2 separate regions of the Homo sapiens genome follow, and region 1 is linked to region 2. The links are chromatin loops, found by intact Hi-C in ENCODE. Cell type or tissue: OCI-LY7. All regions are shown on one strand. Each heading gives the region's core, and the rest is flanking DNA. Links, peaks and the distances in the headings are about the cores only. Region 1 has its middle 26 kb from the start of IRF4. Region 2 has its middle 11 kb from the start of LINC03066.

Region 1 (15,749 bases), core at 4,491-12,490, 150 kb before region 2:
CTGGCAAGCTTGGTATGTAACGTGCAATCCTTACATGGATTCTGCAAAACCCACTGGCATGCCTATGCCAAATTTATAAACAGTCAAAAGCCAGGCGGTGAACCGCTCCGGACCCCACGGAGCAGGGGCCACCTGATAGCAACGTGAGAAGCATTCTCGCTGCTGCTGGGCAGCACCACTCAACTCTCCCAGGATAAAGCACTTGAAGAATCTCTTGTGATTCTTATCACGGGCAAAACATTCTAATCGAACTTTTCAAAACTGCAGTTTGAATGACACAAGACGGGCCAGAACCCCTTGATTTGCCCTTTTGCATTGGTAAAGCGAGGCCATTTGTGGCATGGATTCTCAGATTCATGAAATGTGGCATCATAAACTGTAAAGAACAGTCCTTTACACTTTCCAGGACAGGTCAACCTCTTAACAGAGCTGTAAAATGCTGCCAGTCCTGGCTCCTGACTGTCTTTGGGATGTGAGAACAAGGAAGCCAATTGAGTTTTCCTCACCTTTGGGAGGCAGTCATAAAAAAGCAAAGTTTAAAGCCAGCTGCAGAGTTCCAACTCTGATACTGACTGCCCTTCCCTCAGGCACCAGCAGACCTTCCAGCCGCCACCCTCGCCGGGCACACATCCACCACCTTCACTCCATTGTCCTTTATGAAGCACCTGCAATGTGCCATGTTCCCTGCGAGGGCCTGGAGGGGCACAGCAGTGAGCGGTGGGCAAGGCCGATGAATGCGCTCCTCTAGAGGGGTTTGCATTTTCTGTATCAGTCTGGGCTTGTGGGTGTTTATTTTGCTCTGTGGGTTAGAACGTAATACTACATCTTTTTTTCTCAGCTTGCTCCAGCTCTTGCCTTGGGCACTACCTCAGGTGGCACTGGTGGCCCTCCATGGGCCCTGTCCTTTCTCCAGCACATCCGTCTTTTCTGGACGGGGAGATAAAGGACTGAGCCGCAATGACAGTACCGGGGAACCAGCATGTCTGAGCTCCAGGAGCTTTCACCAGGCATGACTTAACCTGAGGTCCATGGAGGGGAGGGAGACAGGCCAGTGGGGTCGGGGTGGAAAGTGCAGAGGGGAGAGGGCATGGCGCCTTTGAGGAAGTGAAAGGAGGATGCAGGCTGCGTGCCGGTGGGGCATGTGGCCAGAGGAGGGCTGAGCAGCGGGCAGGCGCCGTGGCCAGGGGATCCTGTGAGGCCAGTGAAGGGGGCTCAGACGCCATGGGGGAAAGGAAGCCATGAAGAGTGTTCAACAGGGCTCCTGCTAGTATTAAATGAACTAATACCTGCTACAGTGTCTGCCACATAGGAGGTGCTCAAAAAACGGTGGCTGCTACTGTTACTATTATTACTACTACTGCTGCTGCGGCTGCCGAGGCTCTGATGCTGCTGCGGCTGTTGCACTGCGACTGCTACCTAAGCTGCTGCTACTCCTGCACTGCAACTGCTGCTGCTGCTACTCCTGCCACAGCTGCTGCAAGTGCCGCTGCTGCTACTCCTGCCACAGCTACTGCAACTGCCGATGCTGCTACTCCTGCCACAGCTACTGCAACTGCCGATGCTGCTACTCCTCCTGCCACAGCTGCTGCAACTGCCGATGCTGCTACTCCTCCTGCCACAGCTGCTGCAACTGCCGATGCTGCTACTCCTCCTGCCACAGCTGCTGCAACTGCCGATGCTGCTACTCCTCCTGCCACAGCTGCTGCAACTGCCGATGCTGCTACTCCTGCCACAGCTGCTGCAACTGCTGATGCTGCTACTCCTCCTGCCACAGCTACTGCAACTGCTGATGCTGCTACTCCTCCTGCCACAGCTACTGCAACTGCTGATGCTGCTACTCCTCCTGCCACAGCTATTGCAACTGCTGCTACTCCTCCTGCCACAGCTACTGCAACTGCTGCTACTCCTCCTGCCACAGCTACTGCAACTGCTGCTGCTGCTACTCCTCCTGCCACAGCTACTGCAACTACTGATGCTGCTACTCCTGCCACAGCTACTGCAACTGCTGATGCTGCTACTCCTCCTGCCACAGCTACTGCAACTGCTGATGCTGCTACTCCTCCTGCCACAGCTACTGCAACTGCTGCTGCTGCTACTCCTCCTGCCACAGCTACTGCAACTACTGATGCTGCTACTCCTGCCACAGCTACTGCAACTGCTGATGCTGCTAATCCTCCTGCCACAGCTACGGCAACTGCTGCTGCTGCTACTCCTCCTGCCACAGCTACTGCAACAGCTGCTGCTGCTACTCCTGCCACAGCTACTGCAACTGCTGCTACTCCTCCTGCCACAGCTACTGCAACTGCTGATGCTGCTACTCCTCCTGCCACAGCTACTGCAACTGCTGATGCTGCTACTCCTCCTGCCACAGCTACTGCAACTGCTGCTGCTGCTACTCCTGCCACAGCTACTGCAACTGCTGCTGCTGCTACTCCTGCCACAGCTACTGCAACTGCTGCTGCTGCTACTCCTGCCACAGCTACTGCAACTGCTGATGCTGCTACTCCTCCTGCCACAGCTACTGCAACTGCTGATGCTGCTACTCCTCCTGCCACAGCTACTGCAACTGCTGATGCTGCTACTCCTCCTGCCACAGCTACTGCAACTGCTGCTGCTGCTACTCCTGCCACAGCTACTGCAACTGCTGCTGCTGCTACTCCTCCTGCCACAGCTACGGCAACTGCTGCTGCTGCTACTCCTCCTGCCACAGCTACGGCAACTGCTGCTGCTGCTACTCCTCCTGCCACAGCTACGGCAACTGCTGCTGCTGCTACTCCTCCTGCCACAGCTACGGCAACTGCTGCTGCTGCTACTCCTCCTGCCACAGCTACTGCAACTGCTGCTACTACCACTACTATTACTGCCGCTGCTACTGCACTGCTCATGTAACTATTGTTATTACTACTTCTCCGTATCTTTGTCATTAACTCCCATTTGGGAAGCTATAATCAAAGTTCTTTCTTCAGTGAGCTCTTTGCATATCTGAGGACCCCCAAACCGGATCCTGGCCCCCCTCCATAACACTTGTTAATCTACAGCGAAGTTGTTCACACTCGATGGGTGCAGTGTGCCAGGGGGTCTGGGCCACCCCTCTGAGGCCCTTCTGGCCTGTTGGGAACTCCAGCATGGAGAGGACAGGCTCGGATGCACAGCCAACCATGAGTCTGTGACTCCGCATGTACTTATTCCCTGCCACTGTGTCAGCCTTGGGTTCATGAGAAGGTGATTTCAACCCAAACGGCCTTGCTCCCTCTAAAGGCATATGCAGAGTGCCCACCCTGTGCCAAGCACTGCTCTGGGGTACAGCAGGGTAAGGTGGCTCCAGGGTCCCCTCAGAGCCTACATCGGGGCAGGCAGAGCACGAGAAGGGTCTCCAAAATAATATGTCAGAACATCCGTCTGTACGTGTTTGCATCTAGAATATTAGAAATGAGCTGAAGCCTAGAGTGCCAGCTAGTAGTGCTCATATTAGCAGAAGTCACAGCAGTGTGTGCAGGGAACCTCCCCGGCCACTGCCACAGCCCACTGTAGGGAGCCCCCTTACATGGATTTGCAGGTTCTGGTTTTAAGCAGAAAACCCCCAAAAGAACTTTCAGCAACAAAACTGAAAGAAATATAATACAATAAAGAGCCAGCCAAAAAATGGTGAGCTGGGCCCCAGCCCAGCACAGGTTTGGTCGGCTGCCTGTCCAGGCCAAACCCATGAAGTGCCGACCAGATCTGAGCAGAAATCACCTCTGCAAGAGAAACCCTCAGAATGGCTATTTGAATATGGATTTCCGTCTTCAGTCCTCAACGCTGCACCCCATGCCGGCGTGTGTTTCACCCTAAGGTCTTAGCCAGTGCTATCAACCCTATCTCAGGGAATGGGAGGTGGGCACCTATGCTCCCTGCCCACATGGAGGTGCAGTGTGTAAATGTTTGGAGGACAGGGACTCAGAGTCACCGAAACCCCACACTCCCAGAATGAATCACTCATTCAATAACATTTATGCAGGCAGCATTTTGGAATCTGACAGCCCCTCACCTGCAGTCCGCTCCCTTCACATCCCAGAGCCCAGGAATTCAGAACTCTCTCCACCAGCCCCTCCGGGGAGGGCTTCCATGGGCCCTCACAGGGCAGCAAGCCACAGAAAACCTGGGGTCTGCCAGGCAGGACCACACAGACAGCTTCAGGACCAGGTCTCTGTTTGCGACCTGGCAAGGCCATTTCTAACTCTGTGACCCTAAGCAAGTTTCCCAGCAGTCTGAGGATGGAACTCGCAGCTTCAGCCTGATGCTGAAGGACATGAGGCTTGAAAAATCCTTGGCGAGTGGGCAGGCAGGGAGAAGGAGGCAGCAGCTGCTGCCTTCTTCTAGTGGCCATCCTGACCTCTGGAGTAAAAATGAGACATATCTCCTTTCCTTTCAGAAGTCGTGAAAAGCACCTCTTCTTTCTAAGGACAATAGGATGAGGGTTAAAAAACTCATCAAAATGCTTCATGCAATGGTTAAATCAAGCTAATTAACATATGCATTGCCACACATTCTTATATTTTAGTGGTGAGAGTACTTAAAGTCCACTATTTTAGTAATTTGCAAGCATACAATACATTGTTATTAATTATATTCACTGAATTGTACAATGGATGCTTTGTACTTATTCTACAATGTTTACGTATTTTCAAAATATATTGTACGCCATAAACATATACAATTTTTGTCCATTAAAATTTGTTGAAATTAAGAAGAAATGAAATGCTTTGCGTTCATTGGTAGAGAAGGTGGTCAATAAGCGTGGAATGGATTCGCAGTCCAGTCACTCGGCCGTGCAGGAAGCCAGCGTCTGGCAAGGGCTGAGTGGCCTGAGGAATTTCACTGTTTTTAGGGCTGATGTCACTTTTCCCTGGCTGCGCACTAGGTCATAGTATGTCTCCAAAGTTGGGATAAACATTTCCTGAGTGCCAGAGTCCCCATTTAAAAAATAATAGTAATGGCCGGGCGCAGTGCCTCACGCCTGTAATCCCAGCACTTTGGGAGGTTGAGGCAGGTGGATCACGAGGTCAGGAGATCGAGACCATCCTGGCCAACATGGTGAAACCCCCTCTCTACTAAAAATACAAATGTTAGGTGGGTGTGGTGGTGCCTGCCTGTAATCCCAGCTACTCGGGAGGCTGAGGCAGGAGAATCGCTTGGGCCAGGGAGTCGGAGCTTGCAGTGAGCAGAGATCGCACGACAGCACTCCAGCCTGGCAATAGAGCGAGACTTCACCTAAAAAAAAATAATTATAATAATAGCAGTTGAAATCCTCGAATTTACAAAATAAAATGTCTCCAAAGACCCAAGGATGAGAACGCGATCACAGAAACAAAGAGAAGGGAAGTCCTGGGGGCTGTGAGCCCAGCTATGCCCAGGGAGCCTGTGGGTTCAGGGAGCAGAGCTGGGGCGTCAAGTTCTCACAGGTAACAGCTTCTCACAGAGCTGGGAGCTTCCTGCTCCTGGAGAGTCCACAGGCCTCCATCAGCCGCAAACATTTCTGGGGGACAGAATGTCACCTTCAGGGAAGAACAGACACACTCCTGAGGGGACTGTAACAGCAACCACTAACCACTCTCCTCCCTGGGATTCTCAGAGCTTCATCCTCTCACTGACTCTGGAGAGAGGAGATGTGCGCAGAGAATTCAGAACCCCTCCCATCGCCACCACCTCCCACAGCCGGAAAGCAAACTACTTATTCCTGGAATGGTTTAGAGAAACACGTGCTGGGGGGCAGGGGGCTTCTCTTACATCTCCTTCTTTCTGGGGGCGCGGGGGGGAAGAGAGAGAGAGATTAAGTCTATTATCACACTACTGTGCCTCACATTCGGGTAGAATTCCATGCCCTCGTTGAGGTGAATGGTGCTCAGTGGTGCTGGGGTGACTGGGCTGGAACACCCGCGTGTGGAGGCACATCTTTTTAAAGGCAACACTTCCTTTGTGCTGCTTCTCTCTTTGCAGTTCAGATTTGGAGAGAACGTGGTTTCGACCCAGGCTCTATTACTTACCTGCTATGTGGCTCGGAGCAAATTATTTAACCTCTTTTGGCATCAGCTTCCTCCTCTGTAACACAGGACACAATATTGATCTGGCAGTGATGAATACAGAATGTGTCCAAGTGCCTGCAACAATGCTGAAGAATGTGTGTGTGTGTATGTGAGTCCTGTATGAGTGTGCATACACTTTGTATGTGTATGTGCATGAATCGTATGTGTGTGTATGTCTGTATGCATGCATTGTGTATATGTACACATGTGCACGTCGTATATGTGTATGCATGCATCGTGTATGTCTGTCTGCACGTGTATGCACACATGTGGGTATGCGTGTATTGTGTGTGCACATGCTATATGTGTATGCATGTTATTGTGTGTGTACACACATAGTATGTGTATGCAAGCATTCAGACATGTGGATGTGTGAATGTATCTGTGCATATGTGCACATGCTATATGTGTATCTGCATGTATTGTGTATGTGTGTGCATATGCACACGTGTAGATGCATGTGTCGTGTGTACATGTGTGTATGTGCATGTGCACACATATGCATGCATGCATTCTGTGTGTGCTTTGCCCTCAGTTTACTCTCACCATATATTTCTGGTGCTGTTATTCTTGGTGTCAAAACAAAGAAGAGGGTTGAGGAGGGACCCAAGGCTGCAGCAGAGCCCCCGGAGTGCGTCCCATGGCCTCCCCATGTCCTCCTCGCAGGGCCGAGGCAGACTTGCCCACTGGAGCAAAAGAGGGGTCAGGAGAGGAGATTGCCTGAGCAGCTGAAATGCCGCCATCATTTATTTGTCAAATCCCCAAAGGTACCCTCTGCCAACTACAGTTTACCGACTCGCATCACAGCAGTCTCCTCTTACGTTATTAAGCTCCAAACAGAGTGCTTTGTTTCTAATTCACCAACACACAGAGCTCCAAAGAACTGAGAGATAGAATTTCATGTCTTGGCATCTCAGCCACCCCAGAGAAAAAGAAGTAAGCAGTCAGCGAGTCCCTGGTCTCAGATAAAACAAAGTATGTTAATTCAGGCTGATTTCTTCTCGCTCCTAAAGGGATTTTATGCTGTGCCAAATGCTGGATGATAAGAACTTCTTCAGTTTTGTTTCTTTAGATCTGTTTCCTTTTAACCTCTACCCCACTGTGAACTTCATTCCTTCATATTAAGAATAACAGTAGATTCAAAATTCTGGAGCAGCACTAGCAAAATATAACGAGAATGTGGAACGCTGGTCCTCACACCACAAAAACAAATGAAATGCAACTTGTTGCTGAATAAACTTAGATTTACTTTATTAGATGACTTTACTATAAGCTTCCCCCGTTTCTGCGGCTTCATGGGATCTTAGCCTGCGTCAGCCAAACCACTTGCTATTTTTCTGTTGCTAAAACCAGGTCGTGTGGTGTCTCAACGAGGAGACGAGAGCTGTACTCTTTTTCTCCTCATCTTCCTCTCGTGGACAGTGCATACTACCAATAATATTTTAGGAGATTCCAGAATTTACCCAAATGGTAAGAAAAGTCATCAATTCCACAAAAGAGTTTGTATTTCAAATATATGTAAAAACTAAACAAAAACTCCAGTACAGTAGCATGCAGCACTCTCAAAGGGAAGGAGGTTTACATCGAGCACCACTTGGTTCTAGACAGGTACCCAGGTGGTAAGTGAAAATTCAGTGAAGTCTAACACAAGATCCTCCACCTTGGCTCTCGTGATACTTGGGCCGGGTAATTCCCAGCTCTGGAGGCTGCCCTGTGCTTTGTAGGGGGCTTAGCACCTTCCCCTATCTTCTTGATGTCAGGAGAAGCCCCCACACCAGGTGTGACAGCCAAAAATGTCTCCAGACAAATGTCCCCAGGGGGCAGTCAGCCCCGGTGGAGAACCACTGTGAGAACCAACTCACTAGTGATCAGTCCTGCACTCCAATAAAAAAGAAACCGGGCTGTTCAATCAAAAGGAAAGATCCACCCAGACGTGCCCCAGGGGGCAGAAGCTCAAAAACTTTATGCCGGGTGAAGAAAGCCAGACATGAAGGATGGCGTGATTCTTTTTATATGAAATGTCCTAAGAAGGCAAACTGATAGAGACAAAAAGCAGATTGGTGGTTGTCAATATGGGGAGTGGGAATGGGAATTCACTGTATTCACTGCATATAGGCAGCGGGATCTTACTGGGGCAATGAAAATATTCTGAAACCAGATGATGGAGATGGCTGCACACTGCAGTAGGTTTACTAAAAATCCTTGTACACTGTAGGCGAGTGAATTTTTTTTTTTTTTTTTTTTTTTGAGGTGGAGTTTTGCTCTTGTCACCCAGGCTGGAGTGCGATGGCTTGATCTCGGCTCACTGCAAACTCTGCCTCCCGGGTTCAAGCAATTCTTCTGCCTCAGCCTCCCGAGTGGCTGGGACTACAGATGCATGCCACCACACCCAGCTAATTTTGTATTTTTAGTAGAGATGGGGTTTCTCCATGTTGGTCAGGCTGGTCTCGAACTCCCGACCTCAGGTGAATTTTATGGTATGTGAATCTTACCTCAATAAAGCTGTTTTCAAAAAGCATGAAAAAAATTAGGAGAGGATGGTGTTTTGTAGGAGAAGAAAATCAAAATAGGAGTTAAAACCAATCCCAGTGACTTCCTTTAACTATGGGAAATAATCTCCTAAAAACAGAGAGATCAGATTCCCCACATTCTAGCTAGCCAAATGACCGTTACGGCAAGCCCACAATATTTTTGCTGGTCAGACAGCTGCAGTGTCTGTTAGCACCTGATGCAACCCAATGGGCTGTCTAATGAGCTCTGGTGTGTATCTTTCTGTGGAAAATAATGTGTATGCATGGTCACCCAAGTTCAACACGGCCAGGGGTGGGGCCGGGGGTCAGCACGGGTGTGTCTTGTAAGGCAGTCTGTGTTGCCTGTTAGGATATAAAACAATTGGTATCAGCAATGAAACATGCCCAGTGTGACCTGCTATTTAAAGAGGAAAAAGGCTTGAAACCACTCAGACGCCCAGAATTCCCCATTGCCCACTCAAAACTCTACCATAGTAAAAAAAAAAAAAAAAAAAAAAAAAAAAAAGTTTCTCTGTCCTTTGGTTTGCATTACAGAACAGCTGCTGTTGCTATTCAAAGACATTCTGAGGACTCTTAGTGTAAATGGGGTAACCCATGTCTTCTTGGAGAATTCAGCTGCTGTTAATTTACTGTAAAAAATATCCACTCTTTTAGAGACCTAGAGATTTTCAGGGGGTTCATGACCTGTCTGAGAGCCACGAGATGGGTGTCTGTCCACTACTGGAGGCCTTTCCTGCCATGTTCTAAATATGAACGTGGCTGTAACACTCAGCCCTGAGTCAGGAGGCAACCTGTGCCGTTTCAGGAATCTGTAGCTCTGTGGAGCCAAGCACCACGAGAAATGCGTAGAAACTGGGGTTTTGGGATAAATTATCCTGGGACGCCAATCTGGCAAAGTTTTGGATAAAGAAAGGTGATAACAGAAAATTCTATCATTTTCGAGACATGTTGTCGCAGCGACAATGAAGAGCGGAAATAGTTTTCATGATTCTAATTTCTCCCAAAGGCCACACATCAAAAAGACACTTCTATCTTTTAATGACTCTCCATCTGGTATGTTACAGAAGAGAAAACTCTGAGAAATCCTGCCCCTACTCTAAGGACTGGGAAACTGTGGACGGGAGAGGCTGCACTGAGCCTGAGCAGAAGGGCCAGTGAGGCAGGGGACGCACCCAGCAGCGTTTGACAACACTGCAGGGAGAGCCACCAAAGTCACAAATCATGCCAAGCGCGAGGTCAGGATCCACCTGATCAGATCCCACTCGTTTCCTAGAAAACGGCGTGTAGAACGTTCTCTCTGGTTTTTGTTGACCAGCAGGCTCTGAAGCGTCACAGGACAGCAGTGTCTATTCTGTGAAATGCACGTCGGGGATTTTACGGTGAGGTCTCCTTGAGTGAGATTTGGGCAACAACCACACTAAGAACAAGGGTCTCATAAAATACGCAAATAAGCAAAAGGTGATGTCGCTGCAGAAGCCACAGTTTGTTTGTTTTTACCTTAAATCTCGCCTGCTTCCTTTTGGCAAATAGATAAATAAATATAAGCTTCAGAGGTCGTTTTGAGAAGTTTTCTTTCCACACGTGAACATTTGTCTAGTGCTATTATCAGATCAAAAAGTATACATCTGGGACAAAAGAAAATCTTCACCACCCAAGTGATGCCAGTCAGGCGAATTTCCCAAATCTCAAGTTGTTTTTTACTTCCGAAGAATGTCATGGTTTTCTGCTTCCTAACCTTTGAGTCTGAAGCTGGTAGACGTCGAAGAGGGCGGTGGGTTTTCTGCTTCCTAACCTTTGAGTCTGAAGCTGGTAGACGTCGAAGAGGGTGGTGGTGGTGTGCCGAGTCAGTTCAGTCTGGCTCAGAAAGTCAGGAGGACGCCCACCATTCCACTGAATCACTGTCTCTTTAAACGGGTGGTTGTCACAGCCACTTTTTAATCGCCCCATTGCTTCTTTTCCGATTGAAATTTTTCTTTTGAAGATCATTCTTTTCCAAGGACTTGCAAGCTTTTCTTTTTTTTTTGTAAAAGTTTTGGGGCAAAACGATTCTTACCTCTGGGGCAAGAGGACATTGGCTGTACCGCCTTAGAAGTATATTCATTTGTGTTTGATGATTTGTATTAGACTGAATAGCAGTCACTGGTTCAGAATTGCATTTCTTAGAATACATAATTCAGTGCTTGGTCTGTCCAACTATGGATGAAGCGGCGCCCTCTGTCCACCTCAAGTGCTCCCCAGAGCACGCCCTTCTGTTGGAGCATCTGCGCCTGCTCCCAGGCAGTCACCCAGGTCAAATTTCCTCCTCCCTGCTTGCTCAGTGCTTGGGCCACTAGCCTCATCTGCCCTCCCAGGAAGCTTCTGGGGGCCTCTTGTTTCTTTTTGGTAGCTTTGTCTTTCTTGAATCTTCCAAGAATTTGGGAGACTTTGGAATTGTCTTTGCCTCTTCCGCAATGTCTCTCCTGGACAAATCCATGTCTACTCACTGCCATCTCATCAAGATGGCGCCCAGCTGTGTGTCCAGACTTCCTCAGTGGGATCCCACACACCGCCAGTTCATGCCTACTACGAGCCTCAAAGATGACTTCCAAGTCCTATAGCCTCAAGGCACACCCTCACGGAAAACCATTTTCCTGCATGACTGTATTGTGTGGTGACAACACTGTCTTGTGGATTAGGTAACTGTGGTCCCCTCCACTTGTCGTCTTTTTTTATTAACTTATAAACAAATCCATTTCAAATTAATTATGTCATCTGCTTAGGCTATCTCGACCTTTGCTTCTAAGTTATTCTGAAAGGACTTTGTTTTGCTTACTTGAAGAGCTCCTTGACCCTGGGTTCCAATGCGGTCTAGGGCAAAGAGCCTTGGACCCAGAGTCAGGCCGCAGTGCTAGATGAGCCTCCGCTGCTCAGAGCTAAATGTGCGCTAGTTATTTTATAGGTTTGTTGCGAAAAAGAGTTAATTTTTGTGAAAGTGCTCTGTAGCGGAAAACATTTTGAAAGCGTTCTAGAATTGGCCAAATAAAAGTAGTTTTCTGGATTCTGACATAGATGAAGGAACAATACATTTTTTTTTTTGTAATCTCAGAAAGAAACTATTGGACAGAAAATCTAGAGAATCTTTTTTTTTTTCCCTAAGAAACTACATAAAAGATGTTGCAAACTAAAACAGATTTGGAAACCTGAATGCCACGTGTGGCCCTGAAGCGTTCACAAAGGCACTGTGAAGTCTAGGCCGGGAGTCCGCAGCGGGGACGTGGTGGTCAGTCCAGTGGCTCACGTTGTTCAGTGTTAACCTGGGCATTTTATAGCAGTGCGGGAGGCCGGTATCAGAAGCTGTGCATCTTTCAAAGAAAAGTTGCTTTAAACAACTGTTTCAATTGCCACAGTGAACTTTGTTCAGAGCTAGTTTCACAGCAAACAGTCAACATCAAACTCTTCCAAGAAATGAGCGTACATTGAGAGAAAGGCAGTGGAAGAAAAAATCTAGGAAATAGAACAAGGCTATCAGATAGTAAGTGCATGGATCTGAGTGAAAGGTGACAAGAATCAGGTCAATGATAGGCTCAGAAAGAGACAATAGTTTAAAAACCCAAACCAGAAGGTGGACGAAGCTAGAGGCTGGAGCTGCAGGAGCAGTTCACGCAGGTGGAGACAAATGAGCTTGACACCAGGCTTCCCTCGCCTCCAAGTGCAGCCCCCACCCTCTCAGGTGGGTACGTGGCATCAGCTGGGTGGGGGTACGCACACAGCTGGAGGCACAGTGGGGCCAACAGTAATTTTGATGATCTGATTTCAATGCAGAAAAAGGGAATGAACGTGACAGGATGATTTTTTTAAGCTTAAGGAAGCAAAAAAGAAAGCTTAAGAGGCTAACACTCAATTCCTAAAACTTTCTTTTTAACAGAAAGTCCCAGAAACAAATGATGTCAACACACGGAGAAGCTTACGAAGCTCCAGGTGGACTAAAGCTGGCCCTGCCTATTCCACAGCATGCGAAGGGCAAGGAAGGGCTGAGCGTATTTCTAAAGGTGGGGTGAGTGAGGACTCGGGGAGCAGGAGTTTTGCTCCCAGGCAGACCGCTCAGCCAGGCACTCGGCCAGCATGCTAGTAACAGCGAGGTGCACACGCAGCTCCAAGACTGCGCTCTTTCTGTGAAGGATACACAGACTTTGTATCCGCAGCTCTGAGGGATGAGCTGGGGCCCCCGCAGCTGTCCTTGCTGGCTCGCGGGGTGCAGCAACTTCCTGAAACAAGCAAGGCCACAGTGAGGCTCTGACAACAGGCAAAGGGAGGGAGGAGCAGAGACATGCCCAGTGATTTGACAAGGGTCCGAGGGTCCGCGTGGAAGGTGACCCAGCACCTACTGCGTACCAGTCCCTTCTAAGTGGCAGAAAAGCCCCAGGCCCTGCTCTCAAGAAGCTTAAGGTCTCCTGGCAGGAAGGCGGGAGCCCCACCTTAGAGAAACTGTACATGGTGATTCTCAGTACAGTAAGAGGCATTTGCATGACTGGGCCTCATCAAACATTCACAAATATTTAAATTAGATCACATAATCAAATAGAGGTGTTCTGTGATTTTTTAATTTTTTTTTGGCAGTAGAAGTAGTCTTAACAAGCTGTATCTACATAAATTATTATGTTATTATAAATCTGACTCTGAAATGCACTTGGGGAAATGGTAATTTAAAGACACCCTAAAGGGGTTTCTTTGACAAAGAGAAACAGGGAAGCTTCCGCCTCTATCGGCCTCCTGTGAGACGCAGACTTTCCTACGCTGAGTCTCTTAGCGGGAGGGATACCCACAGAACACACTCAGGAAAAACAAAGCAGCTTTCTCATCCAGAGTCCTCAACAATCACCAGTCACCTTCAGTTATCTTTGAAGAAAGGACTAGAAAGAATGAAAGAAGCTGTGAAAAGTCAGATAATTTTCAAGACCTTTTCACTTCTGTTTCTGTAGAAAAAATGAAATGGAACCAGTTGGCAAGTGTGTCAGGTGTCAGGGAAATCCGATTAATGACACCCTTCTATATGACAATCATTAATAACCATGGGATAAAATAAGGGATAGAAAAAACGCATGCAGTAAAGCTTTTCTTTTATTGAATTTTATATTTATCATACCAGTTAAAAAAAACCAAGAAAATAAAATAAATATTACAGTAAAAAAGGGACATGCACGTGGCGATTCTTGGCACAGAAAGAGGGCGTGCTGCGTGACAAATATTTCAATCAGATCATATCGCTCAACAGAGGTGCACTGCAGTTTTTTGTTCGTTTTTGTAGAGGTAGTTTGGGAGCATGGTGGGTGCCCCTGAGCTCCAGCCTCTTCTGGAGGTACGTGCTACTCTGGTCACACCCAGGTGAGGTTGGGGCACAGGGCCGGGCATCTCTGCACCCTTCCCCAACCCTGGCTCCTCAGAAGGGCAGTCCCTGCTGGCAGCGCCCATGGGGCTGGTGGAGAGGAGGTGGGACCGAGCTGTAGTTGGAGGACCCAGCGGCCTCCTCCTCTTGTCACAGGTGTAAACCCCCCAGTGTGCCGTCTGCACCCCTAATGCTGCTTCTGCTTCTGGAGAACCCAAGCCACCGCAGCCAGTCACAAGGAGATGATGGCGATGGCCCCCACATTGTCACCTCATTTGTTCAATTCTTCCATGGAGAGGTCCCTGAGGCGTCCAGTCCAGGCAGTGGTTCCTGCTCCTGACTGCTCTTCCCTCGCAGCCGCCAGCCCAGCATCCCCAGGCCTAAATCAAGCCCCAGGGCCTTCCACAGCCGCCCACAGCCCACAGCACAGGAGCTTCCTGGGCAGGCACCTGGAAACCAGCCCTTCTTGCCTTCTAGTCTCTGGTCTCCCCAGGATAGGTCCTCAGCGTTTGCAAGTGTGATGCCAAGGCCATGCCAGTTCTGGGCCTTTACCTGCAGGCCATTCATGCCCCGGTGCCCTCACCCCTCTTCCCAGACCCCCCTCCTCGCCCAGGGTACCCCCCCCCACCGAGCAGCCCCTGTGGGCCTCTCCGCCCGGTGCACCTCCCTGCCTGCGCTCCAGGCTTCGAGGCTCCACTCTGTTCATGGAATATTCCAGAGTGACTGCCTTCTCTCCCCACCTCCTCCGAACAGAGGCTGCCCAGATTAAATATTCCTTTCCCTCATGGCAATCTGTGTGGTGCCAACCTTGCTCTCACTGTGGGCTGTGGGCACAGCGGCCAATGGGGCCGCAGATGAGGCCACCCCCTCTTCATGGGGGTCTCTTACGAGGACACAGTTCATAGCAGATGCTCCCACGCCCATAACACAGATGACCTTCCCTGGGAGGGGTCGGTTCTCCAGACAGGCTGCCAGGAAAAGCAGAGATCAGTGGGGCACATGGGCAGGAATGCTTCCGAAGCAGGGGGTCACAGGCAAAGCTCCGAATAGCACATTTCTGGAGCACATTGTGTAGGAGAGCAGAGACTCCCCACTCAGACCCCCTTTTAGTGTCAGCTTGTTGACACTCAGATGCTTCTCAGAAGCTGGTAGCACTTCCTCCATCCAATCACTGAGGTGCCAGCCCCACCCATGGCTGAGGGCCAGGGCTGCCTGTGTGAAAGGCAACCACCCGGCTCCGTGCCCACCACCCAGGCCACCCCACACAGACTCTTCCTCGCTGCACTTCTTAAAGCCTGCCTTGCCCAGGGCCTGCCGGCTCCCTCCAGGGTCCAGGTCCTAATGGGCTCAGGTGCTACCATTGCCCAGCCCTGCCCCTCAGCCTCAGGGGTTGGAGGGAGCTCCTGCCAGTCTGGTTGCTCTGACACCCACTGCTGCTTCTCTTGCCTGGTCTTGATGAGCCTCTCTTTGTCTGAGTTCTTCAGACTGGGCTGCTTCCTGCCAGGACCTGGTGCCAGGCTGTGGGAGAGGTCCCGTCTCGGCCACTCTGAACACATAGGGTGCTTTCTTGGACAAGCACAGCAAATCTCTGTGCTTCTGAAGATACCTTGTGGGACATGCAGAGCTCATCTTTCACAGAGATGGAGCATCGAGAACAGAAAGCACCCACCACTGCACACACAGGCAACTCTATATTCCTGCGGGGGGCAACCCAGGGCCCAGGACACCCAGTGCCCAGCCAGTTACTGCAGGCTAAGGCAGAAAGGTCCGGGCAGAGGCGTGCGTGGTTGTCCT
Region 2 (15,749 bases), core at 3,626-11,625:
TCCTGTAAGAGTATAAGGGAGCTGAAAAATTCCTATCATGTGATGACATTGTAGCCACCTCAACGTCTTAGCACAATTATATATATATACACACACACATATATATACTTTATATGTAGAGAGAGAGAGTGTGGCCTACGTGTGCAGTGTTTATAAAGTCTGCAGTAGTCATAGTGATGTCCTAGGTCTTCACATTCACTCCCGACTCACCCACTGACTCACAAGAGCAGCTGCCAGTCCTGCAAGCTCCACTCATGGTAAGTGCCTTGCACAGGTACTGTTGTTCATCTTTCGTATTGTTCTTTCACGGCACCTTTTCTCTGTTTAGATACACACACGCCACTGTGTCATAATTGCCGACAGCACTCAGCGCAGTGACATGCAGGTCTCAGCCTGGCACGACAGGCTGTCTCATATCGCCAGGTGTAAAGCAGCTCATAGCACGCGGGTGTGTGGAAGTTCACTCTGCGATGCTCACACAACAGCAAATTGCCTGAGGACCCATTTCTCAGAAGGTATCCTTGTCCTTAAGCAACACATGACTGACATTTGTAAAAGGGGCAAGAGACAGCTTGTGCTTCTCAGAAAAGGTGCCCATTTTCAACTGGTTTAGGAAATTTAGAAAGAGGGAGGAGGAGTATTAAAGTGGCTAAGAGTGTTTCTTTCCAGTTGGTTGATTCTGCACCTCACACACCTAAGGAGTCTGGGAAACATCCTGGGTAGCAGTGGTGGAGAGTGGTCGTAATTTACATTGAAATGGGGATCACCACTGCATATACAGATGGCCTTGCTAGGTGCTGAGGAAGCTCTGATGCCCCCGCGAGGATCAAACATGAGTCGTGGAGACAGGACATGGTGACATGTAGGAGAACACAGTTGAATGCCAGGTAAGCCCCACGTGGGCCTCATGGGTTCAGAGGCTTTTTTCAGAATTACTTCCAGTAGAACGGTTGCCCGTCACAGGGAGCATATCCAAGAGGGCGTGTGTGTGAAGCTGGAAAAGTGGCTTGTACTGGGAATGGGGTGTCTCATATCTCTATAGAGAGACCGCAGGGAGCTGAGGACTGAAGGAGAGGTTAGAGCAGCTCAGGCTCAAGCCCTCTTCCCCAGAATCACCAGGAACTTGCCAGGGAGGCTTTTGTTGCTGTTGTTGCAAAATCCAATTGCAATTACAACAATAAGTGAGGAATTAAACTACAAGTATGAATAGCATGGGCAGCTTAATTCTTAATAAGAAAGCCTAAGGTGCTTTCAACTAAACCACTTTCTGAAGTTTTTTTTTTACCAAAAATAAATTATATCCCAAAATTTATAAGAAAAGGTACAAGATAAAAAAGTGCCCCCTTTTAGAGCTAAAGTTGTCAAGCTGCAGATATTTGATTGATTTGTCCGTGAGAGGGTGGGAGGGAAGAAGCCTCCTTATGTGAAGCCGTCTCAGAATTTCTACTCCCAGACCCACATGCGGATGTGGAAAGCCAAACATGTGATTTCAGGCAAATACATTAAAGAGTAAGAGATAGAAAAGTATGTAATTGGATGTATCATTATGATATTTTCCACTGTCAGCAAAAGGAAAAAGATATTGATTGTTCACACGCGCAAAGAGAATCTCACAAACACACTCTTCCTGCAGCCAATGTCCATTTAATCATTGTGATAATGCAGCTACCTAGATTTTTACTCTCCACAGATCCATTAGGTTTAAAAGCTCTTAAAACTTTGATTCTCTACTGAAAAATGGAATGCTTTCTTTCTGGCCATTATAAAATATACTTTGCAGTAGTTTGTGCTGATTCCAACCGTCCATCTTTACAGTTGTTAAATCAGGTTTAGACTAAGCTGCCTCCTTACATATTTTAAGTTTAGCCTGAAGGTTTTTCGGTATATCATGAACTATAACAAGCGGAGGTGTAAATGAACTGTATACTGCTCTTGCGCCAATCACTCAGTTTGGGCCAATAAAACGCAGCCAACTGTTTGAATCATGTTCAAATAACGCAAACGATGTTCAAATACCACAAACGCCGAGCTGTACCCCATCCAGCTGTTTCTGCACCTCACTTCCATTTTCTATACGTCACTTTCCTTTTTCTATCCATAAATCTTCCTCCATGTGGCTGCGCTGGAGTCTCTGAGCCTACTCTGGCTCAGAAGGCTGGCTGATTCATGAATCGTTCATTGATCAATTAAAGTCCCTTTCATTTAATTTGGCTGAAGTTTTTCTTTTATCTCACTTGCATTTTTTTCTTTTGAGACAAAGAAAAACAATTATTAACAAGCCAGAATAGAAGTTTCGCATTGTCAAAGTGCATGTGCAGTCCATTCATTTTTTCTTGTTATTGTTAGTCATCTTATAAATACAGAACCACAAACTTCACTTCCTTTCGTAGAATATACCTCTTTCGGCTCTGGGAATTACAAACCCTTTACAATTTTACCAGTTTCGGAAAAAAACCAATAGGTTTCTTATCAGAAACTGTGTTCTCTCCCCAGATGCCACTCTTTGCATTTAAATAACTGAAATTGAGGACTTTGATACCACAAACATCAAAGCTCTCTGTTGACTGCAGGGTCCACTCTCAAATGCACCTTAATCCCATTTGAGCACCCCAATTCTTAAAGGCAGGGTATTGTGGTTTCTGAATTCACCATGGCTGTCTTTTTATGGAAGTTCACAGACAGGAGTAATCTTTGAATAGCAGTAATCTAGAGGTGGCGACATATGACTTCTTCATGTCTTTGGCAACTTTGTTTAATTTTTTTAAAGTTGCTAGTCTCTTTTTCTTAATGAACGGTCCTTGTTTCATGTTCGTGGCCATTTTCATGGTCAGCCGTCTGGGCAAGCTGCTTTTTCTCTTCTTGTGGTATCACTCCTCCTCTCCTTACTGCTCAGCTGTAGTTTCACACAACGAGCTAAGTGGAGCTCGTGGGGTCACTTACAGGAAACAAGGAGCATGACTCGCACCCATGAAGTTAGAAATGGCACACGGGGAGGGGAGATAGAGCAGATCCGTGCACAGCACTCATGTGTAAAATATGCCTGCACCACTGTCTGCTTTGCGTTTGAGTTCAAAACAAAAGGCTTCCGTGAAATATAATAAGCTATATATATTTTTCAGAGTGACAAGAATTGTCTCGCTTCCCTTCAGTTCCCAGACTTCTCCAAAGTTAGTCTAATGTCATGACATTGCCTGGGGAGGCCAGAGGCTGGCCTCAGAGACGAGAAAGCAGGTAGCTTGGCTTGGGCTTGTTTCTTAAGGGTCTAGGTGCCTACAGCGTAGAAATTCAGCATTTGCAGAGCACCGAGGTGAGGGGCTGGGGGACGGCAGAGCCTAGGACTTGCAATAATGCAAACTCAAGACTGCTGATTCAAGTCAAGCAGGCTAGAGAAGGGGAAGGCTGAATTTCTTCAGCAACTGGAACTGAGCTACGTGCATTCAGTTTCTCTCAACACATTCTGCTCTGAATCAAACTGTATTTTAAACTTCAACACATTCTGCTCTGAATCAAACTATATTTAAAACTATTTTAAACTATATATTAAAGCCGTTTTAAACTATATTTTAAAACTTACGTTAAAGTTCCTGGGTGTGATTATAATATTGTGGTTTTGTAGGAGAATGTCCTTGTTGTTAGGAAACATCCAGAAATTTTTAAATATGGCCTGTGCAACTTACTTTCAAGTGGTTTCTAAAACAAAGAGAGAGGGGCAGAGAGAGTGCAAATACGGCCAATGTTAATAATTCATCAATCTACAGTGAAGGTCAAACAGCGGTTCTTTGTACTATTCTTTTATCTTTTTTGTGAGTTTGAAATATTTAAAAAAATTGGGGAAAATACTTAGGAATAACTGTAACAAAAATACAGGACCTATATGAATCAATGTACAATATAATATTTAAGGATATAAAATGCAACCCAAATTCATGAAAAGATTATATATGATTAGAGAAGTGCAGATATGTGAGATAATTTTTTCTGGTGTTCATATTTTTAAAATCTCACACACTTTTATATATTAGGACATTAAATTGTAGCAAAGAAAATACAGACCATTTACTCATTCATTCTGCCTCTCTCCGTTTGCTCAATGAACGCTGACTCATCACTCGGGCTCACACAGCGGCTCAGCCCCTGGCCCCGGCTCCAGTTCCCCATTCTGTGTGGGCAGGACAGAAGCGGGAAGCGGGAAGCGAGCGGGGGTGCAGGCGGGGGGACATGAATCGGAACAACCGTGGCTGTCAAAGATGCCGGTGCATCCATCTCACTACTCCAGGCTAAGAAGGGACAGACTCAGAAGCTGGGGAGAGGGTTGTGAGGGCCGTGACTCTGGAGATAACCATATCTGCAGGGCTGCTCGGGGTCCACACAGGAGCTCCTCACTTCCTGCTGGTGCTGTGCTGCACTGTTCCCAAAGTGATGGAGCAAGAGAATTTGGCCTGGTCCTACTGTGTGCTGTTGCTGTGTGACCCTAGGCATGTTGCTTCACGTCTCTGGGGCTCAGTCTCCACCTGCAAAATGAGGTGGGTAGGACCAACTACCTCTCCAAGGTGCCTCCAGCGCTGGTGTTCTATGATGGGCTGCCCTGTTTCTTCCAGTCTGGTCATTTCTTGCAGATTAAACCTGCTGGGATATAACTGGGTGCTACGGTGGGGATATTAAGCCCCTTCAATGCTAAGTGTTGATGTCACACATTAACTATATCTGAAGCCAACAGATCAGTACCAAATTTTGGGCCCACCCTGCCAAGGAGAAGCCGTGGCCTCTCCAGGCCCTTTGCAGCTCCTCCCTCCAGCATGCAAGCTGGTGCTGGAGGGGCCCTTTCCCTCAGGAGATCCGGTGCCCCTGCCTGGGAGCCCACACACCTACTGTGCATGGTGGGATCTAGAAGTCCCTGCACAGCTCCCTTGGCTCCAGCTCTGCTTCTGTGATGTGAATTCCAGCCTTAATTAGACAGCAGGAGCCTTTCGTACCCATTTCTGCTCTTTCTCCAAAGTACAGGTGGCTGGGCAACAGCTATGTGGAGAGATTTTTTTTCAGGTCTTTGCTCTGTTCCTCTTTTCAGAAGGGAGAAAAAACAGTGGGGGGAAAAGATGTTTTCTCACTTAATAGAAGCTGGTGAGAGGCAGTCTATTAGTAAGGAATTTGGGGCTTTTTAGATTTGAATTTTGGGTCATTCTTCCTTCTGATCATGTCAATTGGTGAGTTCATTTCTTCTGCGAAAACAGATTAGCCTTCGAGCTTCCTGAGAACTGAGACAACGAGGTCCCCTCCATCTTTGAGTCAGCCTGGCCTCGGGGACAGAGGATGGATTTTGGAGTCGGACAAGCCCCGGCTGAGGCTCCCTTCAGGTGTTCACTTGGGCAACAACACGGTGGCTGTGGGATGACTTGGCTTGTGCGGGACTCTGAGTAGCACGGCCCAGCCGTGACCTCTTGCTGTCCCTCCAGTCCACAGGGACCTGAATGCAGGTGGTCACCAGCCTCCTCTGGAGCATATCACTTCCAGTAGTTGGTATCTGCATTAATAGCCCTTGGGAGGACAGGGGCCCTGAGGGGGGTTTCCTGTAACCAAAGAGGTAATGTAATATGGTGGAGTTCCTAAGGGATTCAAGATTAGGCTAATCCTGCCCTTCAAACATTTCCCCTGAAACCTCTCAGTCATGACCTTCCAAGACGAGAAGCTTCACGGCAGGCAATGAACAGAGACGGCGTCATCTCCAAGGCTCAGTGGAGCGAGTCACGTCACCCTCACTTAGCTGCATGGGTAAGTAAGCCCAGGCCTAGGGAGCTAGCGAGGGGCGGGGCCTGAATTTGAACTCCAGCGGGCTGGCTGCAGGCCCTGCTGCCTCAGGACCCCCACCACAGGGAAGCTCACAGCCTCTCAGCATCTAGCCCAACCAGGCCAGTCAAGAGGTTGGCAAATTCTAAAAACCCCCGATCACCAGCTGGTCTGGTCCCTCAGGCCTGGCTGTTCTCAGTCTGCCCCCTGGCTGTCCCCGGGGCCTCCCCAGCAGGGCCTCCAAAGGCACCCCTCCCACGCTTCACACCTGCCTGGGGTGCCTCTTTTCTCCTTGAATTTAACTACATCCAACATCTCCTGAGCTGTTTGTGTGTGCTGGGCAGTGCACTAGGCTCTACAAAGATAAGTTAGAAACAGTCCCTGTGGCAGGGAACTCACAACTTAGTCTTGGAGAACACAATCTTGAACCCAGAGAAAGCATGGCAAATGTCTGCAAACACATTCAGGGGGTCCGAGGGACTGACGAGGTAAGCACAGCCCGTGGGTTCCATGCTTCAGAGCCTGGGGAGCACTGCCGCTGTGGAGGCGTCTGCACCACACGCTCGACATTTCATTCCAACCCTCACAACCGTCCTCCAAGAGAGCCATTATCGCTCCCACTTTTTGCAGATGAGAAAATCAAATTACAGCCTGGTGACTTTGACCATGGCCATGCAGCTAGCCATGGGCAGTGCCAAATTTCAAATACATGTTCATCTGGATCCATGTCAGCCTGATTCCCACCATTCCAGATCCTCCCCTCAGTGCAGCCCAACCCTCTTTCAGAGCTGACGTCTCTGTAACCACCCAGCTCCTAAGTGGAGGGTTCAGGTTCAGGCTCAGGTGCCCCGTCCCCAAGCCTGCTCTTAGACCTGGCACAGAGCTGTTTAAGAGTAACTGGCCAAGGCTCTGGTGAATGTGAGCCTCTGGGAGGTCCTGAAGAGGACAAATGAAGGGTGTTTATGTGGAAAGGAAGGAGAGAACTTCATGGGCTGCGGTGAGGACAGGAAGACTCAGGCTTGCCTGGGAAACAGCATCTGGCCCACGTGGCTGGGAGAAGACGTGGGGTAGGTTAGAGGCATTCTGTGGATGAGCCCTACCTGTTCAGGGGAAGGGCGTGACCAGAGCGGTGAAGGGCATGTAGGTGGAGGGAGGCTGGCGCCCAGGCAGGCGCCATCAGCACAGGCCATTGGCCGAGCCCCCTGGTGGTGGTGGGAGGGATGGGAAGGATGGTTGCTGGTAGCAGAGCTCGAACAAGGATGAAACCACAGGGTGGAACCAAGGGACCTTCCAAAGACAGGATCTACATCATTCAACAACTACCTGGACATGGAGAGCACAGCTGAAGGGAGAACCCCAGATGACGGGAGTTTTCCAGTTTGGGTGTTGGAGAAAATGGTGCAGACACGGACTAAAACAGAGAAGTCAGAAGACGGCCTGGTTAGGATAAGACAAGACAAGTTTGATTTTCAGGTTTTGCCAAGAGCCAGAGGAATAGCTAGGCGAAGACATTGTCAAACTACGCGGATAATGAGTCTATCTCAGGGAAAAAAAGTACCAAAAATATATAAATATATATGTAATATATATCTATATAAAATATACATTTAAGCATATAGCATGTCTGAAAGTATTTTAAAATGTAGAGCTCAGGAAACAGAACAGAGACTTCTGGGGCATCCATACAAGGTAGTTGAAGCCGGCAGCATGAAGACGCCCCCAGGGCAGTGGCTCTCAGACTTTTACGTGCTTCAGAATGACCAGGGAGGCCCAGCACAGTTCCCCAGCAGTAGAACATATTTAATAAGCACAGTTTCCTTCCCTAGCAGGTAACATTTGCATAGAGTCTTCAGATCTTAATCTAAAGAAATGAGCTGGCTGGGCGTGGTGGCTTATGACTATAATCCCAACACTTTGGGAGGCCGAGACAGGCAGATCACCTGAGGTCAGGAGTTCAAGACCAGCCTGGTCAACATGGTGAAACCCCGTCTCTACTAAAAATACAAAATTAGTCGGGCATGGTGGCGGGCACCTCTAATCCCAGCTACTTGCAAGGCTGAGGCAGGAGAATCGCTTCAACCCCGGAGGCAGAGGTTGCAGTGAGCCAAGATCACGCCACTGCACTCCAGCCTGGGCGACAAGAGCGAGACTCTGTCTCAAAAAAAAAGAAAAGAAATGAGCTATACAGGAGTTTCAGAAAATATGGACTGTATTTTAGTAGTTGTTGCTTGTTTGTTTTAAATAAACAGACATTAGCTGCCTTTCAAATCATACCAGATGGGCCCTTATTTAATCTATTAACTACGATATTGATCCTAACACTACATTATGTGGGCTGAGAGCTGTTCATTCTCCATTGTCCAGCTGTTAAGAATGGGGACTTGGGAGCCACAAGTTTGGGTTTGCACGTTAGCTGCTACCTAGAAACTGTGGTCTCGGGCCATTTACCCAGTGGCACTCCGGGCTCCTCCTGCAGAGCGAGGGTATAATAAGTGCACACACTTCACAGGGCTCTCGTGATGATGAAATAACACCTTGGCACCTAGTAGTTGCCTGACACCTAGTACACGTTTAACAACTGTTGGTTGTGATCTTTATCATGGGTTAGCTCTTGGGGAGGGGGACTCGTTGTACAGAGAAGCAGCAGGAAGAGGTGCCGGTGAGTCAGAAGGTCGTCATGGTTCCTTGAGTCAGTACAGGAGCAGCCTGCCAGCCTGTGCCACAGCAGAAGCTCATAGTGAGATCTAAGCTGGCTGCCACAGGCTGGCAAGCAAAGGTGCCTTTCACACCTTCTGGCTACTTGACCAAGTTTGCACTTTGGGGAATTGCAATGATTGCTGGGAGGATCCTTCTTTCATGGCAGCCCGCCAGTAAACCAGGCACTGGTCATCACTTCTTATTCCCACTGTTGGCCAAGATTGGTCTTGGCAGAGGGGACACTGCATGCTCTTCCTGATGCTACAACAATCTCCCGAGACCAGTGGTCTGCCAAACCTGCCACTGCAGACTAAAAAACTGAGAAGTCAAGCGAACAGCCAGGCTTCTTTCTGATCTACATAATTTAAATAACTGCCTGGGCTGACCTGTGTCCCCTTGTTTGGCCAATCAGTTGTTTTCCTAATTTGACTAATTGTTCATCTTCTCCGGCAGCGCATACCATGAGTCTTGACCATCACCCGTGGCTTCATAAAAACTGACCTTTATTCAGTGAGACCTTCCTGAGTGTCCGTGCTGCGTTTAACTCTTTGAAACATAATCTCATTTAGTCCTCACAGCATCACCCAGGAGGGAGATACTATCTTCATTCCCGTTTTGCAGGTGAGCAAACTGACACTTGGACCAGTGGGGTCCTTTTCCCAAGGCCACGTTGCTACTGGTGTATGTGTTTGGAGGTGGCTTGAGGACTTAAAATTATTGAAGATGGTTTGGATCTCTCTCCTGAGCACTTTAAGAGATGTTGGGGCCACAGAGGTGAATCAGTCCACCTGAGACCCCATCCCTAGGCCTGCAGTGGGTCTTCGCATGTCTTCTGGCAGTTCCTATCCCGTGTCCTGGCCCTGGCTGCCAGCCTTCCCCCATATTGCCATGGTGCCCAGTAGGCCTTGTTCCTCACCTTTCCCTTTGTTCCTTCGGCACAGCTCAAATTAAGTCCGCATGATTAATGCACCTCTTCAGGCTGGAGGGCATCATGCGAGGATTGCAGTGTGAAAAGAGGATGTCAACCCTCACTACTCCATGAGTCCCACTGCCCAGTCCTTCCATGGACCTTCCTATTCACCTTCTCCCTTCTTGGCCCCTAGCCAACCTTCCTCAAGACTGAGTCCCTCTCCACCTCTCTCCCCAGAGTCCCCCTCAGCACAGGTGAGCTGAGGACAATGAGGATGGCCAAGAGGCCGGTGCATCTGAGGCACTTGCACGTGGGCTGCTCTGCCACTGAGGACTTCCATGAGGACTCTGGAGGAAACCTGTTGATTTGACTTATTTTGCTAGATGATGTTGAAACAGGAGAGTTCCCTGAGACCCCTTGCAGGACAAGCAAAAGCGGTGTGGCTTGTCTGTTCATGCGGCACCTGCTCAAAAGCCTTATGGGAGGGGGAGCACGCAGATGGGCTGGTGCAAGAGCTGGGGTGAACACCCCTGGGCTCCAGTCCCATGGAAGCATCCAGGAGTGTGTGCCTGAGGCTCCTGAAGCCCAAGTGGGCGTGTGTTACAGTGCACTCTTTTAGCTTTGCCATCCACAGACGGCTTAAGTGTTAACCAGCTCAGTGCCCCCTTAATACCCAGGTCCTTGTCCCATGTCCAGGAAGAATCAGGTCACACACGGACTTGAAGGATGAATGCAGGGATTTTATTGGGTGGTAGAGGCGGCTTTCACTGGGATGGATGGGGAGCTGGAAGGAGGAGGGAGTGGGAAGATTATCTTACCCTGGAATTTGGCCATCATCGGCTGATCTCCTCTCTTACTATCCCCAGTCGAACACCCCTCGACATTCAGATGCCCCTTGTCTTCTTTCTGCTGAGCCATTCTGCTGATCTTCTGCTCTTCAGTTCATCTCCTTGACTGCTAGTGGAACTTGTGGGTTGGGGTTTATATGGGTACAGGATGGGGGCCATGGTGGGCCAGAAGGCAACTTTTGGGCATGAAAACGAGAATGCTCATTCTCGTGTAAGGCTGCAGGTTTCCAGGTTTGAGGCTGGGGCCTTTGCCAGGGAACCGCCCGCTTCTACCCAGTATTTCCCTGTCTTCTGTCTATATCTGTTTATGACAGTCTACTTGGTCAGAATAAAGTGAATCCAGAAGAAACAAATATAATTGGCCTGTAAGTGCTATTATTGCTAAGTTACTCTGAAATAATGTGTGAGAAAACTAAAAAGACTCTGACAAGTAGGAAGTGTGTGCAAGGTGTGTGCAGGACGGGAGTGAGAGAGGGCTTTGCTCATCTGATGCCTGTGTGGAAGTGTGTGCAAGGCGTGTGCAGGACGGGAGTGAGAGAGGGCTTTGCTCATCTGATGCCTGAGCATAAGATGCCATATTCTCTGTGAAGACACAAGCTCAGAGAGGCTAAGTAATGTGGGTACGACATGACAGAGACACAATTTTTTTCTTATATTCTTTTCCCCATAGGAAGCTGCTTCTCATGTTTGTAGATAGCTTAGTTCAAGCAGAGATTGGTGGGTGACATGAGATGAAACACTTGAGATTTTTAGGGGAAACATACTATGAAAACATTAAGTGTCATTATTAAATGAATTTGCAATCCTCTCCACACATATTGTTCTTTTGAGAAAATTGTGGGGCTGGATGCGATGGCTCAAGCCTGTAATCTCAGCACTTTGGGAGGCCAAGGTGGGTGGATCACCCGAGGTCAGGAGTTCAAGATCAGCTTGGCCAACATGGTGAAACCCCATCTCTACTAAAAATACAAAAAATTAGCCAAGCGTGGTAGCAGGCGCCTGTAATCCCAGCTACCTACCTGGGAGGCTGAGGCAGGAGAATCACTTGAACCTGGGAGGCAGAGGTTGCAGTGAGCCAAGATCGCGCCATTGCACTCCAGCCTGGGCAACAAGAGTGAAACTGTCTCAAAAAAAAAATTGTGGTAAAATACACGACATAAAATTTACCATTTTAACCATTTTTATCAATTCGGTGGCATTAATTACATTCACCTGATTGTGTAGCCATCGCCACCATCCATCTCTGGAATGTTTTCCTCTTCCCACACTGAAACTCTGTCCCCATGAAGTACCGACTCCCCACTCCCCAATCCACCCAGCCCCTGGAAATCTTCAGTTTTCTTTCTGTCTCTCTGGATTTGAGTCCTCTAGGAACCTCATATAGAAATGATACAGTGTTTGCTCTTTGGTGACTGGTTTATTTCACTGAGCAAATGTCCTCCAGGTTCATCGACGTGTAAGGATGTCCCCATCCTGAAGGCTGAATGATGGCCGTTGTGTGCACAGACCACGTAATGTTGATCCATTCGTCTGTTGGTGGGTGCTCGGCTGCTTCCGCCTCTCGGCTATTGTGAACAGAGCTGCCGTGAAGACAGGAGTGCAAGTATCTCTCTGAGACTGTGCTTCCCATTCTTTGTGTGATGCCCAGAAGTGGAACTGCTGGACCCTACAGTCATTCTGTTTCCTTTTTTGAGGAACTGCCATACTCTTCACCACAGTGGCTGCACCATTTTACATTATCTTATTCACCCATTCTTTAAATCACTGTTTTTTGGAAGGCAGAAAACTGTAGCTCACTGGGAAACCAGCCACATCATTGGTGCTCAGAGCATTGAAGGTCTGTCTCTTGGGAACCCAGAGATTTAGGGAGTCCCAGCTCTCTGTCCAGCCACACAGACAATGAGTGCTGCCTGCCTAGAGCTGCCCGAATGGGGAGGGGCATGTAGCTTGGCACGAAGATGGACTCCTGTGCCAAAAACAGCCGCACACAAAGCCCTCTGGTGTGAAATGGTATTGGAGTTAGTTATGCAGGAGAATGTCCTTGTTTGGGAAGTATGTGCAGAAGTGTTTAGGGGTAAAGCAGCGGCACTGCCATGCAGGAGAGGCAGCACAGGACCCTCCTGTTGGAGTGCTGCCCCCCAGCCCCCTGCCCACTAACAGGGTTCCTGAAGAGCTAAGAGCCTTTCGATCTGCTAGACTGTCTGGCGAGGGTTTCCCTGACTATTCTCCACGGGGAGTTCACCCAGCTGGAAACAATAACTGCCCCTGCACCCGATTCCTGAACCCCCCCGCACCCCACTGTAGTCTGCAAAACTCCCATCACCTGAACAACAGACCAGAGGAGGAAAGATTCACAGCACTCCACTGACCAGCTAATACTTACTGAACACCAGGGACGCTGAGAACTGGGGCAGAAGGAGGCTCCAAGGGCTTCCCCTTCTAATCCCGGCATCATGAGTTCATTCACTGGTGCAACTCAGTAAACATTTCCTGGGCACCTACTCCAGAAATGAAAGGCATGGATGGGGCAGCCACCTAACAAGAGGCAAACACTATCGCCTGGTCTTTTTTTACTAATTAGAGCAGAACGCTTTTGTATCAAAATAACTGAATTATGAAACCAGCTGTGCAAAAATCCTAAGTGAGACACAAAGATTTTTCAGACTCATCAGTTGCTGTCACCATTCAAGAAAGCCATTGCCTTAGGGACCTTGCAGATTTCACCATGAAATAGGTAAATATGAACTCATCTCCACGTCTTTCCCACTGACGCAGTAGCCCGCGCTCCTGGCCCTAGAATGAAATACGACCCACGGATGCTGAGTGCCCCTGTCTGTGTACAGCCTGAGCGGAGCCACAAATACACTCTGTCTTCAGCAATCCATCTGAAATCAAGGAGAGAGGACCAAGATGTGGGAAATAATTAAACAAAGTGCAAAGAAAATAAACAGCAGGAGCAGCTTGGGCTAGCTGCGGGTGGTCATTCCAGAGGGCGTGCAGCCCTGGAGCTGGCAGAATGGGATTCAGAAGGATGGAGAAGGGCAGGAGGACTACACCATGGTGGAATGGCCAGGGCTGCTGAGGGGAGAGGGCCGCAGCTGAGGGAACAATGCCTTTGGCCTCCGCGTGGTGTGAAGGTGAGCATGGCCATGCAAGTGCTGCAACAGCAACAAATCCTGTGTCACTGCATTATTAAATAGTACTCATTTTCACTAACGGAGGAAAGAGGAACACACTGGTTAATTCCCTATGTTGTGTTCCAGGGAGCTGGGCACAGCTGGCATCATATCATCAGGAGACTCTCCACACATTCCAGGCACTTAGAGAAATGGGAAACGGCGCAGGGTGGGTGGAGAAAAGGAGAAACGAACATGTTCAAAGGATCCGCTCACTTTTCTATATCGCTAACAGGTCAAGCCATTTGTTTGAGCAGAGGCATTTTGGGGTCTATGATAAGCAGAGTGAGGGCCCGAGTTGAAGACAGTGGGAGACTGAGGGAGGAGAGGAAGGGCATCTTAAGGCAGGGGGCCCCCGGGCCAGGGCCCCCCAGGGAAAGCCTGGGCAGTGTGTGACTCGGCCTCTGAGCCGTCCACTGCGAGAGCCTCTCAGCTGAATCCTTGATATTTTGCAACACACGTAATATCATGGCCAATGGTCTGAGGGTGTGGGATTCACTCAAGCTGGGGGTGACTTCCACATTTGGGTGTGTGTAGAGGATGAGGACAGACTGGGAGCCAAGACCCCAGGAAGTCTGTCATGCAGGGAGCACAGGTGTGGGCACCTCGGCCCCTGAGGGTCCCTCCCGACATCTGGAGTATAAGGAACCCAGCATGAAACAAACCTCAGGAACCAGGGAGACCTTGGCCGCACTTGGGCCTTCAATACATGAATGTGGAAGAGCCTCGTACCATTCAATTATTACTCACATGAAGCAACTGCTGCGCTGTCGTTGCTGTTTTTGCTTGTACCTGTCCCGCCCCTCCCCCAGCAAAGTCAGTTAGAAGCAGACGCTGCTCAGTAACCAGTGGTACTTTCATTATTGATGGCTTGGTTTCATGCTATCTGTGATCTCCTTCCCTTTCTCTTTTTACTGATCTCACCGGTATTTGAAAATTGGTACACGATGTAGCTGACTACACCGTAGTCAATTTTTTGATTTCCCCATCCACCAAGAAACGCTCCCTTACGGGTCAAAAAGCAATTCCCCGGCTCTCTTCCCTTTTCCTGCGCACCGGCAGGCAGCCTTTCCTGCTGGTCCCAGTGCTTCTCGGAGGGCACCATCACGCGCCGCCCTGGCCTCGCCCACGCAGGGCTCTGGAACGGCCCTGTGGCTGAGGCCAAGGGCACCCCTCCAATGCCCACTGCCCTGCTGATATCCCCGACACCGCCCACCTCTCCACCTTCCACGCTGCTCCGCCCTCCTCCGCCACACACACTCCAAACCTGCAGTATTCTGAGAAACGCTGATTCACGTGTCAATGGGGGGTATAGGAAGAGAGATGAAGATAGTCAAGTTTCCATTCTCAAAATTCTCAAAATTCAAAGGAAAACACCATTGAGGTAGCTTATGATTATTGGCACCTTACAGACTGGGAAACTGAGGCTCCTTCTGCCAAGGACGAGGGGCAGGAGGAACCAAAGGTCTGCAGAGAAGACAGAAAGCTGCCAGCGCCTCTCCAGGGCCTTGATGGGGAGCTGGTGCTCGGCCCCAGCAGCCCTGGGGCAATCTCTAAAGCAGAGAAAGAGAGGTGCTTCATGAAGAGGTCTTGGGCTTTCTTTAGAATTCAGCCCTTCCCCTTTCTTCTTCCTAGGGGACTCCCAGCATAGTTTACCCTGGGAGCCCTGACTGTGTTGCAACGGGCTCAGGGTAGAGACCCGGTGACATGGAACCAGCCAGGCAGCAACCTATGCCTGCAAGTGAGTGTGGAGAAGAAGGAGGTGCAGGATCTGCCGCAAGGAGGGGCGCTCAGCATCAGTCTTGTGAAGTCATCAGTGTGCTCCGCTGTCCATGTAGCAGCAGTTACACCAGCCAAAGAGAGAAACAAAGTCAGGGCATGTGTACGTGCCCCGGTGCCCTTTTGGTTTCCGTTAGGCACCTTGCTCAATTTCCTGATAAACAAAACAGAGCCATCTGTGACTCTTCCAGCACACCTCCACTTTTAGGGAATTTTTAGGGATTTTAGGTCCCAGAGAGGAGAAACAGAACAGGGGAAGAAGTGCCCGATCGGTGTTAGGGGCCATGGTTCGAGGTCCTGCTTGTGTGACCTTCAGCAAGTTACCTTCCCTGTTTGCTTCCATTTCCACACCTGTGCAACAGGGCTGCGCTCTGTCTGAGAGACTAGAGGGTCACGTCGGATCATGAATAGCGTTTGGAACTGCTAAACACGCATTCAGTAATCTCATTTGTCAAGGATGGGAGCTCAGACCACAGGGCCTGTCTGAGACACAGCTGGGAAGTTTTTTTCTAGTTTCCCTTTTCTGAAAATCTGCTCCCACTCGGTGGTTTCTCCTGC

What was found. A loop is a pair of places that touch in the nucleus more often than their neighbours do. Peaks named below come from ENCODE experiments on the same cell type or tissue, not always from the same donor. Only the 100,000 strongest peaks of a DNase experiment are listed, where the experiment ranks them.
Region 1: a loop joins it to region 2, with 6 times the contacts of the local background. A loop is called at or near these places in 5 of 110 quality-filtered maps.

What each region holds. Positions count from the first base shown.
Region 1 is chr6:358,145-373,893 of GRCh38, reverse strand. No RefSeq gene overlaps it. Among named protein-coding and RNA genes, the nearest start is that of IRF4, 26 kb to the left of the region's middle. RefSeq lists enhancers at 1-275, 1,109-1,358, 12,254-12,753 and a silencer at 12,609-12,801. In OCI-LY7, for the core only: a CTCF peak has its summit at 7,944; DNase peaks (open chromatin) are centred at 7,409, 7,813, 8,843, 12,243 and 2 weaker places; H3K4me3 peaks cover 3,511 bases; H3K27ac peaks cover 5,925 bases.
Region 2 is chr6:208,484-224,232 of GRCh38, reverse strand. No RefSeq gene overlaps it. Among named protein-coding and RNA genes, the nearest start is that of LINC03066, 11 kb to the right of the region's middle. RefSeq lists enhancers at 3,354-3,433, 5,245-5,294, 6,115-6,164, 7,035-7,274, 8,347-8,506 and 2 more. In OCI-LY7, for the core only: CTCF peaks have their summits at 6,011, 6,764 and 6,977 (motif pointing left); DNase peaks (open chromatin) are centred at 5,042, 5,772, 6,982, 8,462 and 2 weaker places; H3K4me3 peaks cover 2,362 bases; H3K27ac peaks cover 3,146 bases.